Regions from separate parts of the Homo sapiens genome. Here region 1 is linked to region 2. Evidence: read pairs that join two places in POLR2A ChIA-PET (ENCODE). Cell type or tissue: GM12878. All regions are shown on one strand. Links, peaks and the distances in the headings refer to the core of each region. The heading gives the core; the rest is flanking DNA. Region 1 overlaps MNAT1 (MNAT1 component of CDK activating kinase). Region 2 overlaps MNAT1 (MNAT1 component of CDK activating kinase).

Evidence for each region. Peaks named below come from ENCODE experiments on the same cell type or tissue, not always from the same donor. Only the 100,000 strongest peaks of a DNase experiment are listed, where the experiment ranks them.
Region 1: POLR2A ChIA-PET joins it to region 2 with 6 read pairs; 2 of 35 experiments call an interaction of 5 or more read pairs at or near these places.

The regions. Positions count from the first base shown.
Region 1 is chr14:60,842,858-60,848,256 of GRCh38, reverse strand. All of the region lies in intron 6 of MNAT1 (MNAT1 component of CDK activating kinase), which reads right to left. Among named protein-coding and RNA genes, the nearest start is that of MNAT1, 110 kb to the right of the region's middle. In GM12878, for the core only: no CTCF peak of the experiment used is centred there; a DNase peak (open chromatin) is centred at 2,536; H3K27ac peaks cover 591 bases.
Region 2 is chr14:60,923,973-60,929,371 of GRCh38, reverse strand. All of the region lies in intron 7 of MNAT1 (MNAT1 component of CDK activating kinase), which reads right to left. Among named protein-coding and RNA genes, the nearest start is that of TRMT5, 54 kb to the left of the region's middle. In GM12878, for the core only: no CTCF peak of the experiment used is centred there; a DNase peak (open chromatin) is centred at 3,141.

The DNA.
Region 1 (5,399 bases), core at 310-5,309, 81 kb after region 2:
TCAGAAACCATAGAAGTCAGAAGGTAGTGGAACGATATATTCAAACGGCTAAAAGAAAAACACTAAACCAAGAATTCTTTATCCAAATAAACTACCCTACAAAACTGAGGCAGAATAAAGACATTCCCAGGTAAAGACTGAGGAATCTGTAAAAATAGTAAAGATGTCCTGCAGGCTAAAAGGAAATGATACCAAGCAGTAACTCAAATTCTCACAAAGAAATGAAGAATACTCAAGAGGTAATTACATAGACAAATCTAAAAGACTGAATAAAAACTTTTCTCTCTTTATTCCTCTTAACAAATTTACAAAACAGCTACAAAAAAAAACCTGTAAAACTGTATGGTTAATCTTACAGCATATAAAATATAATACATATGACAATGGCACTCTCCAGGAGAGGAAAAGGAATGAAGCTATACAGAATTAAATATTCTACATATTACTAACACTGAATTAGTATTAATATGAAGTCAATTGTAATAAGTCAATATGCATATTGTAACCCTAGGTCAACCAATATAAAAACACTTAAAAATATGCATAGTAAAAAGAAAATAATTTAAATGTGCACAAGAAAATATCTATTTAACACAAAAAAGAGCAATAAATGAGGAAGAGAAGAACAAAAAGCACCATGAGAAATATACAAAACAAACATTAAACGTAAATAGCTTGAACACTATAAAAACAAAGACTATCCAAATGAAAAACATCCAGCACACATTAGAATCAAAGATATAAAATAGGTTGAAAGCAAAAGTGTGAAACAAGATAAACAATGTAAACAATAACCATAAGAGAGCTGAAGTAGCTGTACTAAAATAAAACAAGTCTTTTTTTTTTTTTTTTTGAGACGTTGTCTCACTCTTTCACCCAGGCCAGACTGCAGTGGTGCGATCTTGGCTCACTGCAACCTCCGCCTCCTGGGTTCATGCCATTCTCCTGCCTCAGCCTCCTGAGTAGCTGGAACTACAGGTGCCCGCCAACACACCCAGCTAATTTTTTGTATTTTTAGTAGAGACGGGGTTTCACCGTGTTAGCCAGGATGGTCTCGATCTCCTGTCCTCATGATCCGCCCGCCTCGGCCTCCCAAAGTGCTGGGGATTACAGGTGTGAGCCACCGTGCCCGGCAAATAAAACAAGTCTTTAAGACAAAAACTGTTACTAGAGACAAAAGCATTTCATAATGATAAAAGGGTCAATATCATGAAGATATAAAAATTATAAACATACAAAAGGAGTCTCAAAATACATGAAGCAACGCTGGACAGAATTGAGAGAGAAATAAACAATTCAACAATAATAGTCAGAGATTTCAAAACTCCACTCAATAATTGATAGACAAACTAGACAGAAAATCTGTAAGGACACAGAAGACTTCAACATAACCATCAAGCAACATGATGTAACTAACATCTAACACATTCTTCCCAAATATAGAATAAAATTTCAAGTACTTGTGGAACATTCTCCACAATAAAAAATATATTTGGCCATAACATAAGTAACGGTAAATTTTAAAAATTGGGATCATACAAAGCATGCCCTCAAACCAAAGTGGAATTAAATTAGAACAACAACCTCTAAATAATCCATGGTCAAACAAGAAATCACAAGAAAAAATTTAAAAATGTATCCAATTGTATGAATATGAAAATACAACATATTATTGTAGCAAAAGCAGTATGTAGAGGTATTATAGCTTTAAATGCCTATTTTTAGAAAAGAAGAAAGACCTCAAATAAATAACCCAAGTTTCCACCTTAAGAAATTAGGAAAAGAAGAGCAAAGCTTATAAGCAGAAGGACAACCATAAATATTAGAATGGAGATCAATGAAATGGAAATCAAAAAAAATTTTTTAAAAATTCTTAAAACCAAGGTTGATTCTTTGAAAAGATCAACAAGACTGTCACACCGCTAGGTTGATGTGCCAAGGGAAAAAAAAGAGAAGGAACAAAACTACCAAAATAAGAAATAAAAGAGTGAACGTGATCCTGACCCTACAGAAATTCAACTTAGAAGAAACTGACCAATTTCTAGGAATACTCAAAATATCAAGACAAGGAATGAAGGAAAAAGAAAAAGGAATAGGAGAATGGGGAAGGGGAGGCAAGGGGAGGAAAGGAAGAGAGGGAGGGAAAAGAGAGGAAGGAAAAAGAAACGGGGATAGAAAAAGGAAGTGTGAATAGGCTTATTATTAGTAAAGAAATTGAAACAGTATTTGGAAATCCTCTCATTAATAAAAGCCAAAACCAGATGGTTCACTGGTAAATTCCATCAAATATTTCAAGAAAAAATAATACCAATGGTTCAGAAACTCTTCTAGAAAGCAGAGGACAAGGGAATATTTTCCAAAACATTTTATGGGGTCAATATTATCCTCATACTAAAGTCTAACAAAGCCACACTAAAACAAGGATGAAGCACAAAAACTTTACACTAAGTCAAAGAAGCTAGGCTCAAAAGACTACATTTTGTATTATTCTATTTATAGAAAATGTCAAAAAAGATAACTATACAGAAACAGAAAGTAGAGAAGTGGTTGCCTAGGGCTCGGAGTGAAAGCAGAAGTAACTATCAACTATCACAAGGCATCTTCTGCAGGTGATAAACTATTCTAAAACAAGATTATGGTTGCAGATCTCTTTAATATTACTAAAAAATTATTAAATCATATGCTTAATGTGAGTGGATTTTATTGTATGTAAATTATACTTCAATAACTGTTTAAGAAAAAACCGGTTCAGTGACTAGATCAACAACATCTACCTAGACTAATCAAGATTAAAGGCAGAGTGCTGGGAATTTGCTAAAAATTAGCAGTGTAACTCTTATAGGCATTTAAAGAATTAAGAAAATATTATAAACAACTTTATGTCAACAAATACACTTTAGATGAAATTCTCAAATTCTTTGAAAAATACAACTTACTAAAAAAAATAGAGAAAAGCTGAGTAGATTTTTTAACTGAGTTTATAAAAAACCTATATACAAACAAATTAGAGTCCCAGATGGTTTCACTACTGAACCCTATAGAAACACATAAAAAAAAAACATTAATTTCATACAAACTCTTTCAAACATAAGGTAGTAGACCCCACTTTCAAGTGAAGCCAATGACGCTAACAAAACCATTGCTAGCATTACTGATAAAAACATTATATTACTCCAAAGCTAAACAAAGACATCTACAGGAAAAGTATAGAGCCATATCCCTGATGAATACAGACACAAAAATCCTTAATAAAAATATTATCAAATTGAATTCACATATATCATAACCATGTAGAATTTATCACAAGAATGCAAAGTTAATATATAAAAATGAATCAATTTAAATCACTAACAGTATAAAGAAGAAAAATGATATTTAATAAACACAGAAAAAGCACTTGACAGAATTCAACATCTACTCATAACTTTTCAAAAATTTCAGTACTCTAGAAATGGAAGGAACTTTCCTCAATCTGATGAAAGACATTCATGAAAATTCTACAGCTAGTATGACATATAATGTCAAAAGACTAAATGATTTCTCTCTTAGGTGGGGAATAAGGCACTGCAATAGGGCAAGTAACAGAAATAAAAGGCAGAGAAGTAAAACTGTCTCTAAATGCAGTTAACACAATTGTTTATATAAACAATCCTAAAAAATCTAAAAACGACTACTCAATAAGTAAAATAGAAAAGCTCATCGCACGCAAGCCCAATGTAAAAATATACATACCAGGATTAAGCAATAGAAAATGAGATTTGAAATAACTATTTCCTTGAAAAGAGCATCCCACACATAAAATACTTAGGGAAAAAAATGACAATAAGTCTAACACAAACCACTGAAAACTACAAAACATTGCTGAGATAAAGAGGCCCTAAATAAATGAAGCATACCATGTACATGTAGTGGAAGACTCAGTATTTTAGATCTTAATTCTCCCCACATTGATCTATAGATCCAATCAGAATATCAATTATACTTTTACCAAGAATTTTTGTAAAAACTGACAAACTGAATCTAAAATGTTAAGGATATGCAAAAAGCAATCTTGAAAAAGAAAAAGAATTGGAACACTTATACTACCTTAATTCAAGAATTACTATAGTAATCAAGATAAGTTATTGAAACAGAATAAGGAAAACAGAAATAGACCTAAACTTATATGCAGTCAATTGATTTTCAACAAAGGCACCAAATATGTGAAAGCAATCCAATGAAGAAAAGTATTCTCTACAAATACAACTAAATGTTCACATGCAAAAAAGAAACCCAAACAGGTACTGTATACCATACATAAAAATTAATACAAGATGGATCAGGAACCCAACTATAAATGCAAAAACTACAAAGTTTCTAAACAGGAGAATTATCGTTGTGACTTGGGGGAAGGAAAAGGTTCCTTAGATAGGACACAAAAATTACCTTAAAAGAAAAACATTCATAAATCTGACTTCATCAAAATTTATAACTTCAGTTCATCAAAAAACATTACTAAGAAAAAGAAAAAGTGAGCCACAGACAAGAGAAATTATTCATAAAACAGATGTCTGACAAAGGACTTATGTTCAACACATTGTAAAACATTTTACAAATCAATAGTAAAAGCACAAACAACTCAATTTTTTTAATGGACATAAGATTTTAATAGAGTCATCACAAAAAGAGATATAAAAAAGGCAAACGAGGCCGGACGCAGTGGCTCATGCCTGTAATCCCAGCACTTTGGGAGGCCGAGACAGGCGGATCACGAGGTCAGGAGATTGAGACCAGCCTGGCCAACACGGTGAAACCCCGTCTCTACTAAAAATACCAAAAATTAGCCGGGCATGGTGGTGGGTGCCTGTAATCCCAGCAGCTTGGGAGGCTGAGGCAGGAGAATAGCGTGAACCCGGGAGGCGGAGCTTGCAGTGAGCTGAGGTCGCGCCACTGTACTCCAGCCTGGGCGACAGAGCGAGACTCCATCCCAAAAGAAAAGAAAAAAGGCAAACGAATGAATAAAAAATGCTGAAAACCATTAGTTCTCCAGGAAATAAAAATCTAAATTACAATGAGATACTATCAATCATCACCAAAATAACTAAAATTAAAAAGATTGACAACATTAAATATGACTGAAAGTGCTAGGATTACAGGCATGAGCCACTGTGCCCAGCCAGCTGCTTTACTAGTAATAGTCAAAAACTATAAACAGCTCAGGTATTCCCCAACAAGAGAATTGCTAAACAGATATACACACATTCCCTGACTTATGACGGTTTGACTTACAAGTTTTTGACTTCATGATGACGCAAAATCAACAGGCATTCAGTAGAAACTGTAATTCGAATTTTGATCTTTTCCTGGGCTAGCAACATGCAATAGGATGCTCTCTCATGATGCTGGGCTAATGTAAGTGT
Region 2 (5,399 bases), core at 163-5,162:
GGCCTTTGGTTAGGCAAAAGTGTCTTAGATACAACACCAAAAGCATGATCCATAAAAGAAAAAATTGGTAAGCTGAATTTCATCAAAATTCAATGTGTTATACTTCAAGAAACATCATTAAAAAATAAAATAACAAACCACACTCTAGGAAAACATATTTACAAAATATAAATATACATATATATATATATATATATATATTTTTTTTTTTTTTTTTTTTTTTGGGAGATGGAGTCTCACTCTGTCACCCAGGCTGGAGTGCAGTGGCATGATCTCGCCTCACTGCAACCTCTGCCTCCCAGGTTCAAGTGATTCTCCTGCCTCAGCCTTCTGAGTAGCTGGGACTACAGGCACATGCGACCACACTGGCTAATTTTTTGTATTTTTAGTAGAGACGAGCTTTCACCGTGTTAGCCAGGATGGTCTTGATCTCCTGACCTCGTAATCTGTAATCTGCCCACCTAGGCCTCCCAAAATGCTGGGATTACAGGCATGAGCCACTGTGCCCAGCCACAGATTATATTTAATAAAATGCTGATATCCAGAATATATAAAGAATTATAAGATATATATATATGGCAAGTGCTTTGTAAAATGACATTCTTTTTTTAACTATTAATTTTTTTATTTAAAAAATCACATAATCAAAAAATAACTTTTTGTAACTTTATAATAAAACAAATGACCCAACTTTAAAATGAGTAAAAGATCTGAACAGACATCATACCAAAGAAGATATATGGATGGGTAATAAACACATAAAAAGAAGCTCAATATCATTAACCATGAGGGAAAGACAAATTAATGAGATACCAATTTTTACTCGCAACAATGGTTATAATCAAAATGACAATAATAAACATTGCTGAGGATGTGGAAAATGGAAACCCTCATGCCAGTAGGAATGTAAAATGTACAGCCACTTTATAAAACAGTTTGGCAGCTTCTGAAAAGTTAAATACAAATTTGTTACATGATCCAGCATTCATTCCTAAGTATATATCCAAGATATATGAAAACATACATGCAAACAGTATGAATATTTATAGCAGCATTATTAATGGTGTCCAAAAAGTGGCAATAATCAAAAAGTCCATCAACTGATGAATGGATAAGCAAATAGATAACGTGTAGTATATCCATTCAATGGAGTATTATTCAGCAATAAAAAGAAATGAAACATGGATATATATACTACAATATGAACCTCAGAAACATGAAAGAAACCAGACACAAAAACCACATACTTATGATTCCATTTGTATCACATGTCTAGAATAGGCAAGTCTGTGGAGACAAAAAAGAGCTAAGTGGTTGCCCAAGTCTGGTGATGGGAAAGGGGGCTAACTATAAACTAACATGATGGATCTTTTGGGGTTGTCGAAGGTTCTAAAACTGGACTGTAGTCAGGTTTGGTACAAAATAAAATGCAGGCACTTTGTTTAAAAAGCAGGAAAACATTTTTTTCCTTTCTTCTAGGGTCTCTCTCTTGACCTGTTATGGTACTTTATTTGCTATTTAATGCTGTATCCCTCAGTCATGAGATACTCATTGGGTAAATGCAGACCCTCAGAGGCACACAAGGCACATACATCCAGTCCTGACCTTCCCTGTGTCCACAGCCTCACCGTGGGTAGAGGCAGCAACAATGAGCAGAAACAGAAAGAAGGTGGTCGAAAACATGTCTCAAGGTGGGAAGAATACGTGGTTCAAAGCCCCTAGAGCATGTTCAATTGTCCCATCAGACTTTACTTACAAAACGATAAATCTAAACATAAAATTATTAAGAATTCAAGATGACAACCACAGAGTATTAAACTCCAAGTACAGGGCACCCTTGTGAATTCAGGGCTCCTTTCTGGGCATGGGGCCCTGTGAGACTGTACTGGTTACACATACATGAAGTTGGCCCTGATTGTAGTGATGGTTGTACAACTTGGTAAATTTACCAAAAATCACTGAATCATATATTTAAAATGCGTTACCTTTGTGGTATGTAAATTTTACTTCAATAAAGTTTTTAAAAGTAGCTTTAAGTCTTTGGTAGTAGCACACTAAAATTAACGAAATTGGGTAGAGCATCATAGACTCTGCATGTCTACCCTTTGTCTTGAGTCTAAACCTCAAACAGTATCCCAGGCTGAGTGCCTTTTACAGGGCCAAATAAGCAATAGGTCCCAAAGGATGACCTCTGATAAAGGAGATGTATCTCAAGAAGGCCCACATCAAGTCAGAAGATATAGTTTTCCTTTTGAACATGTAAATTAACTTTGAAATAATAAGAACCATACATATTGGTCTTTGCCCACAGTCCCTGGCACAGGGCTAATAAACTTATAGATAGGGTGGCAAGGAGAATCTTTTGTTCTAATATTTGGTCTTTGACTCCATTTCTTGACACAGAGCTCCTAAATGCCTTAGAATTTCCTGGGTAATAGGAGCATCTTTTGTTTGAAGGAAGCAAATCTTATGGGTTCCTGAATGGCCTCAGGATGGGGTTGGTTCACAAGGGGAACCAACCATGCAGTTAGCAGGCTGGAACTTCTAGCCTCACCCTCTGACCTCTAGGGAAGGGAGGAGGCTGAAGGTTGAGTTAATCACCAATGGCCAATGATATAATCAACAGAGCCTACATAATTAAGCCTTCATAAAAATCCAAAATGACAGAGTTGGGATGAGCTTCTGCACAGCTGAACTTGTGGAGATCCGTGGCGGGTGCGTGGCATGTCAGAGGGCATGGAAGCTCTGTGCTCCCCAACTATGCACCTCTTCCATCTGGCTGTTCACGTATATCCTCTGTAATATCCCTTATAATAGTTGGATAAACATAAGTAAAGTGTTTCCCTGAGTTCTGTGAGCCGCCCTAGCAAATTAATCAAAACTGACGAATGGTCTGTGGGAACCCCCAATTTATATCTGGTTTGGTCGGAAGTATAGGTAAGAACCTACTACTGGTGACTGGCATCTGAAGTGGAGGGCAGTCTTATGGGACTGAGCCCTTAACCTGTGGTATATGATACTATCTTCAGATAGACAGTGTCAGAACAGAACTGAATTAGAGGACGCCCAGTTGGTGTCTACTGGACTGGAGAACTGCTTTGGTTGGTGTGTGGGGGGAAAACCCCACAACACCTGTCGTCAGAAGTATTGACTGTGGTGTGTGAGAGTAGGAAGCGCATTTTGTTTTTTTCATATCTCTTTCAACAACTCTTTGTGGGTAGAATAAGGGTGATTTCTGAGGTAATGAGTTTACCTCATAACTGGAGAAGACCTTTTAACTACTAGGGATTTCTAACCAGAGAGTAGGGCCAAATGAACAGTATTGTGATGAAAGTCCACAATCATGACTGAATTTCCATCAAAAGATCTCCTCTTACACTGAGCAATTCTATGTGCTAAAGTGCTTCTGACTGACCTACTCTATGATCCAGAGTTCTATAACATTACTCTGGCATTTCTGTGATAACATAATTTTTCTTGAAAGATCTTATATTCTGCCAAATGTGAACTTAAAAGTTAGAAGTGAAATCGGGGACAGTCCACACAAAATCTACAATATAAATCTCAAAAACATGAAAGAAGCCAGACATGAAAGATAACATAACCAGGGACCCAACAAAAACATTAATTATTCCTCCAAAAAGTATTAACACAGTTGATTTTTTAAAGCTTGGTTAAGTTCCAAATAAACAGATGATACAGTAAATATAGGTTTTATAAGAAACGTAAGAAAAAAGTGAATGTAACCTGATGGAAGGAAGTGTAAGGAAGGGATAAGGTTGCTAAGTTATAAAAACAAGCAAAATGAGCAAAACTTGGGAAGAATTCCACAAGTAGCACTTCCAAGACAGGATGCATGGCAAAACTAAGCCAAAAGGAAGAACATGGTATAACTAGACATCCTGTACAGCACTCTCTTTACTCCTCTGTGGCTTCATGCATCCCATTGTGTTTTTGTTTCCATATACAGTCATCCCTTAGCATCTGTGGGGGATTGCTTCCAGAACCCCACCCCCAGGATACCAAAATCTGCAGATGCTTAAGTCCCTTATATAAAATGGCACTGTATTTCCATATAACCTGTGCATATCTTCTCATATACTTTATTTATTTAATTTATTTTTCACCCCCCTGGACACCAGGGAGCATATACTTGGTTAGTTATAATACCTAATACAACGTATTATAAATGCTATGTAAATAGGTGTTGTCGTGTATTGTTTAGGGAATAATGACAAGAAAAAAGTCTGTACACATTCAATGTAGGCCCAACTATTGTTTTTCTCCCCAAATACTTTCAATTTGCCGTTAGTTGAATCTATGGATGTGGACCCATGAATGGACAGCCAACTGTATCTGAGTTCAGCTGCTATTATTAATTAACAATGTAACATATTTACTTACTGGGAAAAATCATGTGCAAACAAAATAGCTTCTACAATATGGAATCTACATTATACAGATATCATTCCACTATTTACCATTCATGTGTGAGCTAATTCATGTTATAAATATGCGTTCTAGAAATAGGCAATGCAACAGGACAGACTGAATTTGATCTAGTACCTACTTTTAATATGTTTCCAAGTTGTCAGCTTTTGCCCTCACTCACCCATTCCCTGCCTTGCTTTACCCAACATCCCCAATGTTGGACACCTTTCAGTGACCTCATCTGTGGAGCTGTCTTTCAGAGTAGTTTTCTCTGTATGGGTTTAGTATTTTATTTTGAGAGTCAGGGAGGGTGATGTTATTTGTGTAGCTAGTTTTACAGTACAGAAGAAAGATTTCACATACATATTATTGTTTCTCCATTTTAAAAGTAGATGAATAAATATTTCATTTCTCTTTTTCAAATTAAAAACCACTGTCTCAATTTATTTTTTCTTATTATAGCTCTAAATAGAAAAAAAAATGCTTCCCCACCTTAATCTATATCACAGTTTTGCTATTTTCAAGGCATGGAGTACAGTTTTTTTTTTTTTTTTTTTAAACAGGCACTGAATTTGAAAAGCTCTTTAATACTAGCACAAACTTAGTAATATAAATTCTGGGGTGAATTATAAACTTTACATGTATGTGACATATCAATAAACTGTATTGCAAATATCCCCCAAAGCAAACAAACAAACAAAAAACAGGCTATTATTACTCTCTACCAGTTTCATTACAGTTACAAAGACTGCCATAAATGTTTTTTATTTACAAACATCTACTGGTCTCAGAAGTTTTCATCACTAAAAAAATTAGACTATTTGAAACAGAGGTAAAATGCTTGTTTTCTGAAACAAACTTTTTGTTTTACTTTTTAAACTTCTTCTGCCTCCTTTAAAGTGGCAGTCATAATATTCATTAGTGTTCAAGTGCCAGGGATGTTAAGTCACTTACACCTCAAATGGGCC